2 separate regions of the Homo sapiens genome follow, and region 2 is linked to region 1. A link is a loop called in an ENCODE intact Hi-C map of the cell type or tissue named here. Cell type or tissue: IMR-90. All regions are shown on one strand. Links, peaks and the distances in the headings refer to the core of each region. The heading gives the core; the rest is flanking DNA.

Evidence for each region. Peaks named below come from ENCODE experiments on the same cell type or tissue, not always from the same donor. Only the 100,000 strongest peaks of a DNase experiment are listed, where the experiment ranks them.
Region 2: a loop joins it to region 1, with 5 times the contacts of the local background. A loop is called at or near these places in 3 of 110 quality-filtered maps.

The regions. Positions count from the first base shown.
Region 1 is chr10:96,835,334-96,846,236 of GRCh38, reverse strand. All of the region lies in intron 2 of LCOR (ligand dependent nuclear receptor corepressor), which reads right to left. Among named protein-coding and RNA genes, the nearest start is that of LCOR, 8.5 kb to the right of the region's middle. RefSeq lists enhancers at 2,894-3,393, 4,991-5,285, 5,928-6,427, 8,465-8,965. In IMR-90, for the core only: no CTCF peak of the experiment used is centred there; no DNase peak of the experiment used is centred there.
Region 2 is chr10:96,990,537-96,993,036 of GRCh38, reverse strand. It overlaps LCOR (ligand dependent nuclear receptor corepressor), which reads right to left. Exons shown (of 8, transcript NM_001346516.2): 8 at 1-2,500. Among named protein-coding and RNA genes, the nearest start is that of SLIT1-AS1, 110 kb to the left of the region's middle. In IMR-90, for the core only: no CTCF peak of the experiment used is centred there; a DNase peak (open chromatin) is centred at 1,556; H3K4me3 peaks cover 492 bases; H3K27ac peaks cover 663 bases.

The sequences.
Region 1 (10,903 bases), core at 8,051-10,550:
ACAACAAAATTCCAGTTTTGTTTTTGTTTTGAGATAGAGTCTTGCTGTGTAGTCCAGGCTGGAGTGCAGTGGTGCAATCTCGGCTCACTGCAACCTCCACCTCCCACATTCAAGCAATTCTCCTGCCTCAGCCTCCCGAGTAGCCAAGATTACAGCTGTACACCACCATGCCCAGCTAGTTTTTGTATTTTCAGTAGAGATGGGGTTTTACCATGTTGGCCAGGCTGGTCTCAAACTCCTGACCTCAAATAATCTGCCTGCCTTGGTCTCCCAAAGTGCTGGTATTACAGGCGTGAGCCACAATCCCCGGCCAATCAAATCATTTTTAAAAGACATATTAGCTCTATTAAACATTCATAGAAAAATGACCAGTGTAAAGGTTTTTCTCAGTAACAATGACCAAAGATTATGGACTTCTTGATGCTCACCCATAATTACAGTATTTTACTGTAATCAGATAAGCCCATTTTGGCCGGGTGCGGTGGCTCACACCTGTAATCCCAGCACTTTGGGAGGCCGAGGCGGGTAGATCACGAGGTCAGGAGATCGACATCATCCTGGCTAACACGGTGACACCCCGTCTCTACTAAAAATACAAAAAATTAGCCGGGCGAGGTGGCGAGCACCTGTAGTCCCAGCTACTGGGGAGGCTGAGGCAGGAGAATGGCATGAACCCCGGGGGGCAGAGCCTGCAGTGAGCCAAGATCACGCCACTGCACTCCAACCTGGGCGACAGCGAGACTCCGTCTCAAAAAAAAAAAAAAAAAAAAAAAAAAAAAAAAAAAAAGGATAAGCCCATTTATAAGAGGCAAACTTTGTCAGCTTCTTTACTAGATGAATAAAAATTCACATAACCTAACACACAGGAAATTAGTGTTTATATCATTCATGGTGCAACAAAAGAGCCACATTTGAAATGTGAAATACTCATAAACACCGACGTTCCCCTCATTTTTTCTTACTGAAGGCAAGAACCTTCACATTTTATTTTGATGGGAATTTCTCCTTATTACCTTTGTCACAACGTCTTCCTGTGCCTGCTAGTAATCATTTTGTCTAAGACCAATGATGTATGAGTTATCATCTTTTTTTAAGTTGATTTTTAAGCTTTTATTCATTTTTTAAATTTATCCAATTTCTTCTTCTCCTTCTCAGTAATTACACACTACTCAGCAACTTCCTTTTCTGTCACACAATTTAAAATATTGCCAGCTAAACTAAATTTAAGTCACAGAAGGTTGGAAGTGAAGAAAAGGCATTTGGCTAGATTCAGGAGTCCTGAATCCTGACCTCAATCTGCTTTAACCTGTTTGCCCCTCCACCACCACCCCACACTTCCTTGAGGTCTCTGGGAAGAATATCAATAGAAGAAAAGGCCAAGCAGCTACACTGTTAAAAGGCCTTTGTTACAAACTCCTATGAATTAGGCTGGTCTACACAGAAGACTCTGTAGGCGTAGAATCAGTATCACTCAGATACCCTCTGCTGCCTTTCCCTCTCCTAAGCCTACGCTCCAATCTCAGTTAATGGTGAAGAATGGCCAGTTGAACAAGATAAGAAGGAAAATTAAGCCAGTGGAAACATTCAGCTCAGAAACTCATTTAGCTAACAAAACTAAAAAATCAAAAAGAAAAAAGGAAACACAAATAGGACTGTGACAGCTGAAGAGAAGGAGGCAAGGTATTCTAGTCAAAGCCAGAGAACAGAAAATGAATAGAATAAACTCCTGTTTATGGTAAGATTATGGGTAGAGAAACCAAAATACCTTAATGTAACATAAAGCACATAAGCAATCAGTAATTAGAAACAAAGACGGGCAACTTAATGGAAATTCTAAAAGAAGGGCATATGCATAATGCTGAAGATTGAAGAAAACTGGGTAACAAAGCAAGACCCCGTCTTTACAAAAAATAAAAATATTAGCCAGGCACCATGGAGTATACCCATAGTCCCAGCTACTAGGGAGGCTAAGGCAGGAGGATCAGTTGAGTCCAGGAGTCGGAGGCTGCACTGAGTTAGGATCATGCCACTGCACTCCAAGCCTGGGTGACACAGTGACCCCTGTCTTGGGGTGTGTGGGGGTACAGGAGGGGAGGGAGGGAGGGAAGGAAGGGAGGGAGGGGGGAAGGAAGGGAGGGAGGGAGGGTGGGAAGGTAGGTAGGTTAAAGAGCATAAAATTTTGATTTCCAATCCCAGGTCTACCACATTTTAGCTGAGTGATTACGAATCAAATCTGTAATCTCCCTAAATCTGTTTCCCCGCCTGTAAAACAGATGTTAACAACATCAAAGGTCTCTTGTCTGTCACACAGTAAATGCTCAACATATGGTAGCTTTTAAGAAACATTACAAGTAAACAAAACAGAAGCAAAAACTTCTCCATATTTAAATGTCTTATTTATTTCTTTAAACTTATGAACCACTTGATGGGGATGCGAGGTGGGAAAAGGAAGATGGTGCCATACAAAAGGATACAACCAAGATTCAATACTAAATATGGTGTCTGGAATTTGCTCCAAAATAATTCAGTTAGGGATGAAACAAGAATAGCCATTAGTTGATGTAGCTGGGTGTTTGTTCACTGTACTATTCTACTTTTCTGTATGTTTGAAGTTTTCCAAACTAAAAGATTTATTTTAAATTCCTTTCCCTTTAAATGATATGGCTGGACAAGAAAACAAGTTACGTCATCCTTTCTAGCTTTGATAAATACTGAATCGAAAAAAAGGTAAAAGAGAACAGGATAATATCCAGTGGGCAGATATAAGGGTAAATACCTACAAACAACCTAGAAAATACGCTTGCATTGGGCCAAAGACACTTATGCCTGTAATCCCAGCACTTTGGGAGGCTGAGGCAGGAGGACCACTTGAGGCCAGGGGATCGAGACAAGCCTGGGCTACATAGCAAGACCTCATCTCTACCAAAAACAAAACAAAACAAAAACTAGCCAGGCATGATGAAACATGCTGCATTCCCAGATACTCCAGGGGCTGAGGCAGGAGGATCACTTTGACCCCAGGAGTTTGAGTTTACAGTGAGCTATGATCATGCCGCTGCATTCCAGCCAGGGAGACAGAACCAGACCTTGTCTCCAAAAAAACAAACAAAACATGCTTGCATTGACTGGAAGGAAGAGGAGTAGCCAGGTAAAAGTTCACAAATATCCATGCAATGGCAACAATAAAAAAACGTGAAAAACAAGAGATCATCAAACTGAATCTGTGCATGACTCAATTTAACAAATTCAACATTCGCTTCCTCTACATACAATGTATACTTATTTCAAAAATTTGTATAAACTAGGGGCGGGCCATGATGGCTCACACCTGTAATCCCAGCAATTTGGGGGGCCAAGGTGGGTGGATCACTCACAGTCAGGAGTTCAAGACCAGCCTGGCCAACATGGTAAAACCCCTCTCTACCAAAAAAAACAAGAACTAGTGGGCTGTGGTGGCATATGCCTGTAATCCCGGCTACTCGGAAGGCTGAGGCAGAAGAATCACTTGAACCTGGGAGGAAAAGGATGCAGTGAGCCGAGATCACACCACTGCACTCCAGCCTGGGTGACGGAGCCAGACTCAGTCTCAAAAAAAAAAAAAAAAGAAAAGAAAAGAAAAAAAAGCAAGCTTTTTAGAAAATTTTTGTATCAACTGATCATTCTAAACGTACCAGAGGAGCCTGTTACTATATTAAATCAGATATGAATTATGTTGTAAAGTGAAACAGATGTCTTTGTGGTAAATTCACATTTTCACATGTGGAATTTTCTTTTATCAAGTAGGATACATTCTATAGATCCCTTTAGTTTCTCTTTCCTATTTATGTATGTATGTATGTATTTTGAGATTGAGCCTTGATCTGTCACCAGGCTGGAGTGCAGAGGCGCAATCTCGGCTCACTGCAACTCCACCTCCCGGGTTCAAGCGATTCTCCTGCCTCAGCCTCCCAAGCAGCTGGGGCTACAGGTGCATGCCACCACACCCGGCTAATTTTTGTATTTTTAGTAAAGATGGGGGTTTCACCATGTTGGCCAGGACGGTCTCGATCTCTTGACCTCGTGATCCACCCGCCTCGGCCTCCCAAAGTGCTGGGATTACAGGCATGAGCCACTGTGCCTGGCCTCTCTTTCCCTTTATACTGTGAGTTTAGGAAAGGTAAAGCATGCTTTTACCTTCTGCAAAACTCTAAAAAATCACGTACTAAGAGAACTATACACAATAATCATTTTTTGATAATGATAAAATGATTCAGATTTTATGAAAAATAAGCTAATCATGAGATCAAAAACAACAGTCACAGACTATCTAGTATTATGAGTAAAAATAATAATGCTCTGGCCGGGTGGAGTGGCTCATGCCTGTAATCCCAGCACTTTGGGACGTTGAGGTGGGAGGACTGCTTGAGTCCAGGAGCTCGAGACCAGCCTGGGCAGCATAATGAGACCTCATCTCTATATTTTTTTATTATTTATTTATTTATTTATTTTTTAAAACAACAGGCTTTCCAATAATAGCAATTATCATGGGAAATAATACTGGTGTTCACAACATCTTCTAATCCAAAAAGAAAGTCTTGGCCAGGCGCGGTGGCTCATGTCTGTAATCCCAACACTTTGGGAGGCCAAGGTGGGCAGATCACTTGAGGTCAGGAGTTCGAGACCAGCCTGGCCAACATGGTGAAACCCCGTCTCTACTAAAAATACAAAAATTAGCCGGGCATGGTGGCACACACCTCTAATCCCAGCTACTCGGGAGGCTAAGGCAAGATAATTGCTTCAGCCTGGGAGATGGAGGTTGCAGTGGGCCGAGATTGTGCCACTGCACTCCAGCCTGGCTGACACAGCAAGACTGTCTCAAAAAAAAAAAAAAAAAAGTGTAAGTTTTCTAGAAAGTATTAAATGTGTCATGCAGATATATAAGATGGTGATACCATTAATACATTTTCTGATACTTTCTGCTTTCTGTTATTTTAAAGAGTTAATTATTCATCTAGATTACTGCACATTTAAAAAATTCTTGTGAGACAACTATATGTTTCTAAGTAATCCCCTTCACCTCTGTAAACAACTGTGATGAACTTCTCTTTTTTCCTGAGACAGGGTCTCACTCTGTCCCTCAGGCTAGAGTACAGTGATGCAATCATGACTCACTGCATCCTCGACCTCCTGGGCTCAAGCGATCCTCCCACCTCAGCCTTCCGAGTAGCTGGGACTACAGGTACACAAAACCACACACAGCTAAAGCTAATTTTTGTATTTTGTGTGGAGACAAGGTTTCACCATGTTGCCCAGGCTTGTCTCCAACTCCTGGGCTCAAGCGACTTGCCTGCCTCAGCCTTCCAGTGTGCTGGAATTACAGGCGTGAGCCACCTGGCCTGTGATGGACTAATTTTCAATGATTCAGAAGTTATAACAAACGCTGCTTTACTTCAAATGGTATTGTTATAATAGTTTTTAATACAATTGTAAGGCACAACTGAGTAAAATTTATTTTTTGTCTTTAAGCTCTAGAAAACATTTAAAGTCTAAAGAAAAGTCCCTTTAGACAGGTCTAGACCAGGAGCAGTGGCTCATGCCTGTAATCCCAGACCCCATCTCTATTTTTCTTTAATCTAAATTTTAAAAAATATATAGAGAGGAAATTTTAAAATAGACATGTCTGAAGCATATTAATTTCTAGTCTCCCAATACCAAATTTGAAACGTTAGTCTAAACCCTAGTTACAGCCATCATTTTTTTCTTTTAGCAAACCCTGACGTATCCTGCTCTTATACTAACAAATGCACATTACACATGACAGGATCCTTCTATTACCCTCAATTATAAGAACTTCATTATAGTAAAGATACAACAAATACTAGTTTTTACTATGTAAAATTCACTGGCTTGCACAATAATGAATTCAGAAAAATGATTAAGTGATATGCTAAAAGAATCTACAACTCTCTTTATCAAAAAGTAGATTAAAACATGAAACAAAGGAATAAAAAGAAGACCAAAAATCATTAGAAGATGCCACTCATTACTACACAGCTTTCCTAACTTGACCCTCACAATCCATTAAGCAAAAGATTCTTAAATTCGGCCATCTACCCCATAAGATACTTAGTTTCATCCTTAAGACATCATTATACCTGACACTTTGTAACAGACCAAACCTAACCAATTCAAAAATCAGAGAAACCAAGAATCAACGAAATTCAAACAAACACTTTAAAAACAGTATATTTAACTTAGCACCAGGAAACAAAATATAAACCAGGGGTGGTGGCTCACACCTGTAATCCCAGCACTCTGGGAGGCCAAGAGAGGCGGAACGTCAGGAGTTTGAGACCAGCCTGGCCAAAAGGGTGAAACCCTGTCTTTCCTAAAACTACAAAAAAATTAGCTGGGTATGGTGCCACCCGCCTGTAATACCAGCAACTAGGGAGGCTGAGGCAGGAGAATTACTTGAACCTGGAAGACAGAGGTTGCAATAAGCCATGATCACGCCACTGCAGTCCAACCTGGGCAACAGAGCCAGACTTCGTCTCAAAAAAAAAAAGCAAGAAAAAATATATTGTATAACTTGTCAGATGTCTGGGTTTTTATAAAATGCAAACAAAAAAAATGTAATCTTAAATTTCAAAAATACTGCTAGTGAGATTCCTCTCACTACCCAAATTCTCACTAAACTCAGAAATGGAACAGATTCATTCAAAACATTTGTGACAGGGCAATATAGAGCAAAGGTGTCCTTCTCTATCCAAACTCTTGCAAATGGAGTTGTAATCCCATAGTACTGGGATTACAGGTGTGAGACACCGCACCTGGCTTTTCTTGAGAATTCTATTTCGTTCTATTACTACGCTCCTTATTCTCTTCATAAGGTATCCTGCAGTTTAGCTTTTGTTACAGTGTATCTGGTCATGTATTGATCTGTATTTGTTCTTAAATGGGGAGTATGAGAAAAAATATCTGCAAAGCATACACTGTAAGTATATCCAGAATATATACACAATTCTTACAATTCAACAATAAATAATAACCCAATTTTAAAAATGGGCAAGGGATCTGAATAAATGTATCTCCAAAGGTATGCAAATGGCCAACAAGCACATGAAAAGATGCTTAACACACTGTTAGGAAAATGCAAATCAAAACCACAATGAAATATAACTTGTCTTATTTTTTTGTATTTATTTCTTGTTTTTTTGAAATACGACTTCATACCCACTAAAATAGCTATTATATAATCAAAACAGATAACAACAAGTGTTGGAGTGGATGTGGATAAACGGAACTGTCATACAGTACTGATGGGAATGTAAAATACCGTAGCCACTTTAGGAAACAATTTGGCAGTTCCTACGAAATTAAAACAGTTACCACATGACCCAGTAATTCCATCCTAGGTACATACTCAAGTGAACTAAAAACAAATGTCCACACAAAAACTTGTACACAAATATTCAGAGAAGCATCATCCATAATAGCCCCGAAGTGGAAACAACCCAAATATCCATCAACTGATTAACGGATAAACAAAATGTGGTATGTCCACACAATGCAGTGTTATTTAGCCATAAAAGAAACAAAGTGCTGATAATGCTACAACATGAATGAATCTTAAAAACATTATGCTAAGTGAAAGAAGCCAGGCACAAAAAGCCATATATTGTATGACTCCAATTACATGCTATGTCCAGAATAGACAAATCCACAGAAACAGAAAACAAATTATAGTAGCTGCCAAGAGCTGGATCATAGGAAGAACGGAATGTGGAACTGCCTATGGATGTGGGGTTTCTTTTTTAGGAAATAAAAATGTTTTGAGGGTGGGTGTGGTGGCGCACACCTGTAATCCCAGGACTTTGGGAGACTGAGGCAGGAGGATCACTTGAGCCCAGGAGTTCAAGACCAGCCTGGGCAACATGGCAGGACCCCACTGCTGAGAAAAAATAAAAATAAAATGTTCTGGAATTAGACAGTGATGATATATGTACAACCTTGTATTTGAAATAACTGAAACCCACTAAGTTGTTATGGTATGTAAATTATATCTCACTTAAAAAGTGAAAAAAAATTCAAGGTATGGACCACTGTACTTGGGATACTTGCTGAATACAAGAATGGTCAATAAAATGAGCTAATGGTTTATATTGGATTTTTACCCCCAGAGCAATGTGCAAGTGTATAGAATAGTAAAAGGAATTTAAAAATAAACACAGATAGACTAGAAAATAATTTATACAGTAGTGATGTTGAGTTTTTCATTTGAAACTATGAAAAGTAACAGCTTTGCTTATTTGCATCTATCCAATATCACAAACTGAGATTCCACACAACAGATGGACAGACTTACGGGAAATATGAATTAAGAGAGAGGTTCAGAGGCACATCGAAACAAATCAAGCCCCTCTACTGAGCTTTCCGAGCTAGACTGCAAGCCAGGGAAGAAAGCCAATCCCATTATTTAACATATACCTTTAATTGCCACATTTCACAGCAAATACTTTTTGACTCTTTCCAAATACCAACTCCAACTTCCAAGGATGATAATCTGTCAATCCTAAAGGTATTCCAAAAATAGGTCTGTAACAGCAATGGAAGGCATAACCTCCAAATGAGCTTGCTTAGAAGATAATACTCTTGTGGATGATAATATTGTCCCTGTAAAGGTGGTTTAAAAAAGAATCTGTCGGCCGGGCACGGTGGCTCACGCCTGTAATCCCAGCACTTTGGGAGGCCGAGGTGGTGGATCACGAGGTCAGGAGTTCAAGACCAGCCTGGCCAAGATGCTGAACCCTCATCTCTACTAAAAATACAAAAAAATTAGCTGGGCGTGGTGGCACGAGCCTGTAATCCCAGCTATTTGGGAGGCTGAGGCACAGAATTTCTTAAACCTGGGAGGTGGAGGTTGCAGTGAGCCAAGATCACGCCACTGCACTCCAGCCTGGGCATACATAGAGGGACGCAGTGGCTCATGCCTGTAATCCCAGCACTTTGGGAGGCCAAGGCGGGCAGATCACGAGGTCAGCAGATCAAGACCATCCTGGCTAACACGGTGAAACCCCGTCTCTACTAAAAAGACAAAAAATTAGCCGAGCGTGGTGGCGGGCACCTGTAGTCCCAGCTACTCGGAGGCTGAGGCAGGAGAATGGCTTGAACCCAGGAGGCGGAACTTGCAGTGAGCTGAAATGGTGCCACTGCACTCCAGCCTAGGCGACAGAGCGAGACTCCGTCTCAAAAAAAAAAAAAAAAGAATCTGTGTCATTTTTGTAGAGTTCCACAATGAAATCCTTAACTAAAGCTACCATTCCTCCCCTGAGCTAAGGAAAGAAACGTGTTGCAAACTGCAAGTTGCCTAACAAAAAGTCTCCACTTTCTAACCTGCATTAGAAAATCCTACAACCTACCTTTGCAAACCTATCATGTGTATATCCCTTACACTAATCATGAACTGCAGTTTAAATTGACAAGTCATTGCTGTCCTTCTCCACTTTTGCTCATGCCATTTCTCATGAATGGAATGCCTTTTCCATCAGAACGAAGCAAAAATCCACCACCTTCTTCACGAAATCGTCCATCAACTCGGGAGAGATTTCACTTCTAAACACCCCTAGCATTTGCTTGCACCATCATATGACACACTATGCCTTGTACAATAACTGATCGATTACATTACATTTTCTCTAAGGTTTAAAAGTTCCTGAAGGTTGAGGCAACTTTCCCAGACTTTGTTTGCCCACAGTGCCTGGTAAAAAACAGATGCTTGTTTAAATGAAGTAAACACCTAACTGCCCTTCATCCTAAAAACAGCATCAATACAAACAGCTAAATGATCAGGCAGGTACTCTGAAGTGGCAAGTTCTATCAGGCAAGTGACTTTGGGAGGCTGAGACAGGAGGAGTTTGAGACCAGCCTGGACAACATAGCCAAACCCTGTCTCTAAAAAAAACTCTAAATAAAAATAAAAGTGGCATCAAATAACCAATTCTCACTATGTAAGAAATTCCAGGCCCCCCTGTGTAGCACCATAAGACTAAAAAATGGCATTGTTCAAATACTTCCTAGAATTGCTCCAGCTACAAGAACATTTCAGGAAATTAGGGCAATCTGAAATAACTTTCTGAAAGTCAAAGAGACTCATCTGCTGTCCTATTTTTAGCCAAGCTAGAGCTAAGCTGAAATCACCACAACTTTCCCCACATTAGGAAGAGCTTCTTGAAAATACAGCAAGGGCAAGGTGCAGGAAAGCAAAAGGTTACATCATATCAGGCGCAGAGAGAGCCTAGATCTTCCTGGAATCTAAACTGATCATCCTAGTCTCAGAGGACTCCTTAATAATCACCTGGTAACCAAATATCATCCATCTTGATCATAATCACTGTCTGAACCCAGGACTAACTCCAATTCAACTGAACCTAATCATTTAATCAGCAACATCACCACCACCACCTGCCCCCACACCCTCCAAAAAAGTACTAATAGAAGGGAGAATTCGATTTTAGAAATGAGAATTAATTTTTAATCCAAACTGCTGTAAATTAAATACCTTCCAGAAACCAAATGACCCTAAAGTATTAAGATAATCAGTCAAGAGAAACAAACAGGTTGACCGTTTAGAACCAATCCCACTAAAAAATTATTACATCTGGAAGTAAACAAGTTACCTTTTGAATTGCCTAAGGATCACTGCCAGTCCTTTTAAATATAGAAAGTTCTTAACACTACAATTAATTTACTTAGAACTCTCCTCTTAAAAAACAAAATTACATATAATAAAAGAGAAAATATGAGGCCCCACTGATTTTAGTTGAGAGACTATGAATATATGTTACTGCTCAGATTAAAATATTGCTCTGCACTCTGGACTCTATAATCTTCTGAACTTTACTATCTTTAAAGTGGAAATTTGGAG
Region 2 (2,500 bases), core at 1-2,500, 150 kb before region 1:
AAGCTGACCACATCTTAGAACAGATGGTATCATTCTGTAACCACTGGTTACAGGGGGACTGGCCCACATCTGCACAGATGCACACTGAGACAGGGAGAGAGGGGAGAAGGAGGAAGAGGAAAGCCAGGTGCTCACGAGCAAAGTCAAGGTGCAGAAGGTAACATGCTTATCTCCCATGATTAATTAGAGTGTGAATAGGTGTCTTTCACCAACATGAAAGGGGAACTGGAAATACACCTTAATGCTTTCTCTAGGCAACCAGTGGTTTCTCCATATCTCACAAGCATGGGTTTGGATTTCCTTGGGGCTACAACTAAGGCTCATTTTCCTGTACAGGCTGTTAAGTGTACAGCTGAATGTACCAACTGTGCATGCAAGAAGTAGGCTGCGTGGGGCACACCCGATGCCATACAGCTAAATGTACCAACTGTGCATGCAAGAAGTAGGCTGCATGGGGCACACCCGATGCCATGCCTGGCACAGCCATACCCATGATGGGATTCCCACTTTGTTGTGGGATGGGGTGACAGTGGGGGAGACGTGCTTCTGTTGCATCTGTCCAAATACAGTGAAGGTTTCAAGGCCACACCTTTCTGCTTTCACTGTTGTTTGGGGGCTCAATGGTTGAGCATGGTAGCTGGGGAGGATGGGTGGCTAGAAAGAACACTTTTTGGAAAGCCCTTTTGACAGTTAATTTTCTTGTTAAAATAAATACTTTCTATAGAAGTATCTGAACAGGAAAATATCACTATTTACACAGTGAAATAAATTCCACAGTGGTGTGTATAAATATTATATATATGTATTTGAAACCAGTTACTAACACAGTCTCCGAGAACTATTTAGAATGCAGAAACCACACTAGTGAAATCAATAACCTTAAGCTATAGTGACTCTAAAAATAATCCCTACCTGTGGTATAAATATAAAAAATTATGCAAATCTTGTTGGTATAGTCTCTTTCCCAAAAATTAGCTCCCAAATACCTCAGCTTTAGCTACAAGACAACTATGAGGTGCAGATCACAGAAAACTGGGGTTTAAAAAAAAGTGGATAAATTGAATAGCATTTAAACCCAACAACTAAATACTAGAGGAAAAGAGTTTTGAGAGAAAAATGCTTCCAATGTGACAAATTTGTGTTCAGGGCCACACTGGGGAAGTGGGGGACTGTCCCAGAGAATATGCCTCCTGGAAGGGGGCTGGCGGCATAAGCAGAGGCAGGAGGAGGGAGGGCAAGGTGCCAAGGATGGCTCCTCAGAACGAGCAGTGACTCGGGCTGGGCTGGAGAGCCCTGAACTTGTTCTGTCTAAAGCTGCCGGTGTCCTGACAAGATGCCACAGACATGCTGGTATTTTTAAGAGAATGTGTGGTCTGCACTCGAAAGTCAAACAGGCAAACACCAGGCATCTATGTTCTCATATCACGACCAGAGCTTGAAGAGTGAGAAACCTTCAAGTATATGATACAAAAGAGAAATGAAGGGTTCTAGGGGTAAAACCAACACATCGCATACTTTCAGGGAGAGGCACTATTCTTGGCTTTAAGTTCATGAGTAATTTGTTTGTGCTGAACTGCTGTTAATGGAATGTCTACCACAGTCAAGTTCACTCTGATTCATAAAAATGAAGACTGTACTTTTAAAGACTGCACTTTTAGTTTTCACTACATACCCTAATAGATATGATCACATGGCCCACAACTTATTAACAAGTAGACAACTGGCAAAGGGGGATAATTTTTCTTAACGCAAAAGCATTATTCAGGAATAATCTGTAACAGCAGCTGTGTACTGAGATGAACAGGCAAGACACTCTAAAATCTAAAAGAATTGCTGGACTGTATGAAAAAAATGTTGGAGCATATGAAAAAAAAAAGTTGTGCCTGTCTACACAATTTGATCTTTAATGACTACTATAAGGATCAGTAGAGCTTTTCCACAAAAGGGTCAGGAAGTAAATATTTCAGGCTATGCGGGCCACATATAGTTGCTTTTTTTTTTTTTTTTTTTTTTTACATAACCCTTTAAAAAAGGGTAAAAAATCCATTTGTCCAACCCCTGGCATATTGTAATACCATGAGTACCTGATTTTTTTTTAAATGGACAGTCTATGCTTTCATGAGGCATGCATATTGAGCACCCCGTGTGGGATGGTCCCAGCTAGGGGAGAAAGTATGTGTGTCTGTGCTCACCCGGCAGCATAACTACACAACTGCCCCTCTGAAGGATGGAGCAAAGGACATCTCCTGAGCACTGAGCATCAAGCACTGAGGCTCTGGGAAAAGGAAGATCAGACAGAGAGGAGGTAAGTGGAAGGAACTGAGCAGCTTCGGTTCAATCCCAAGGCAAAAGCCTGAGCAAGGACACACTCCACAAAGTGCTCAGGGTGGTTCCCCGGGCCCCAGGACGGCATGACACAGCACAGCACAGCAAAGCCCTGAGAGCTCTGAGTTTCTGCCTGAGTCTAATTATCTATAAAGGAAAGAGACTGGATCCTCAA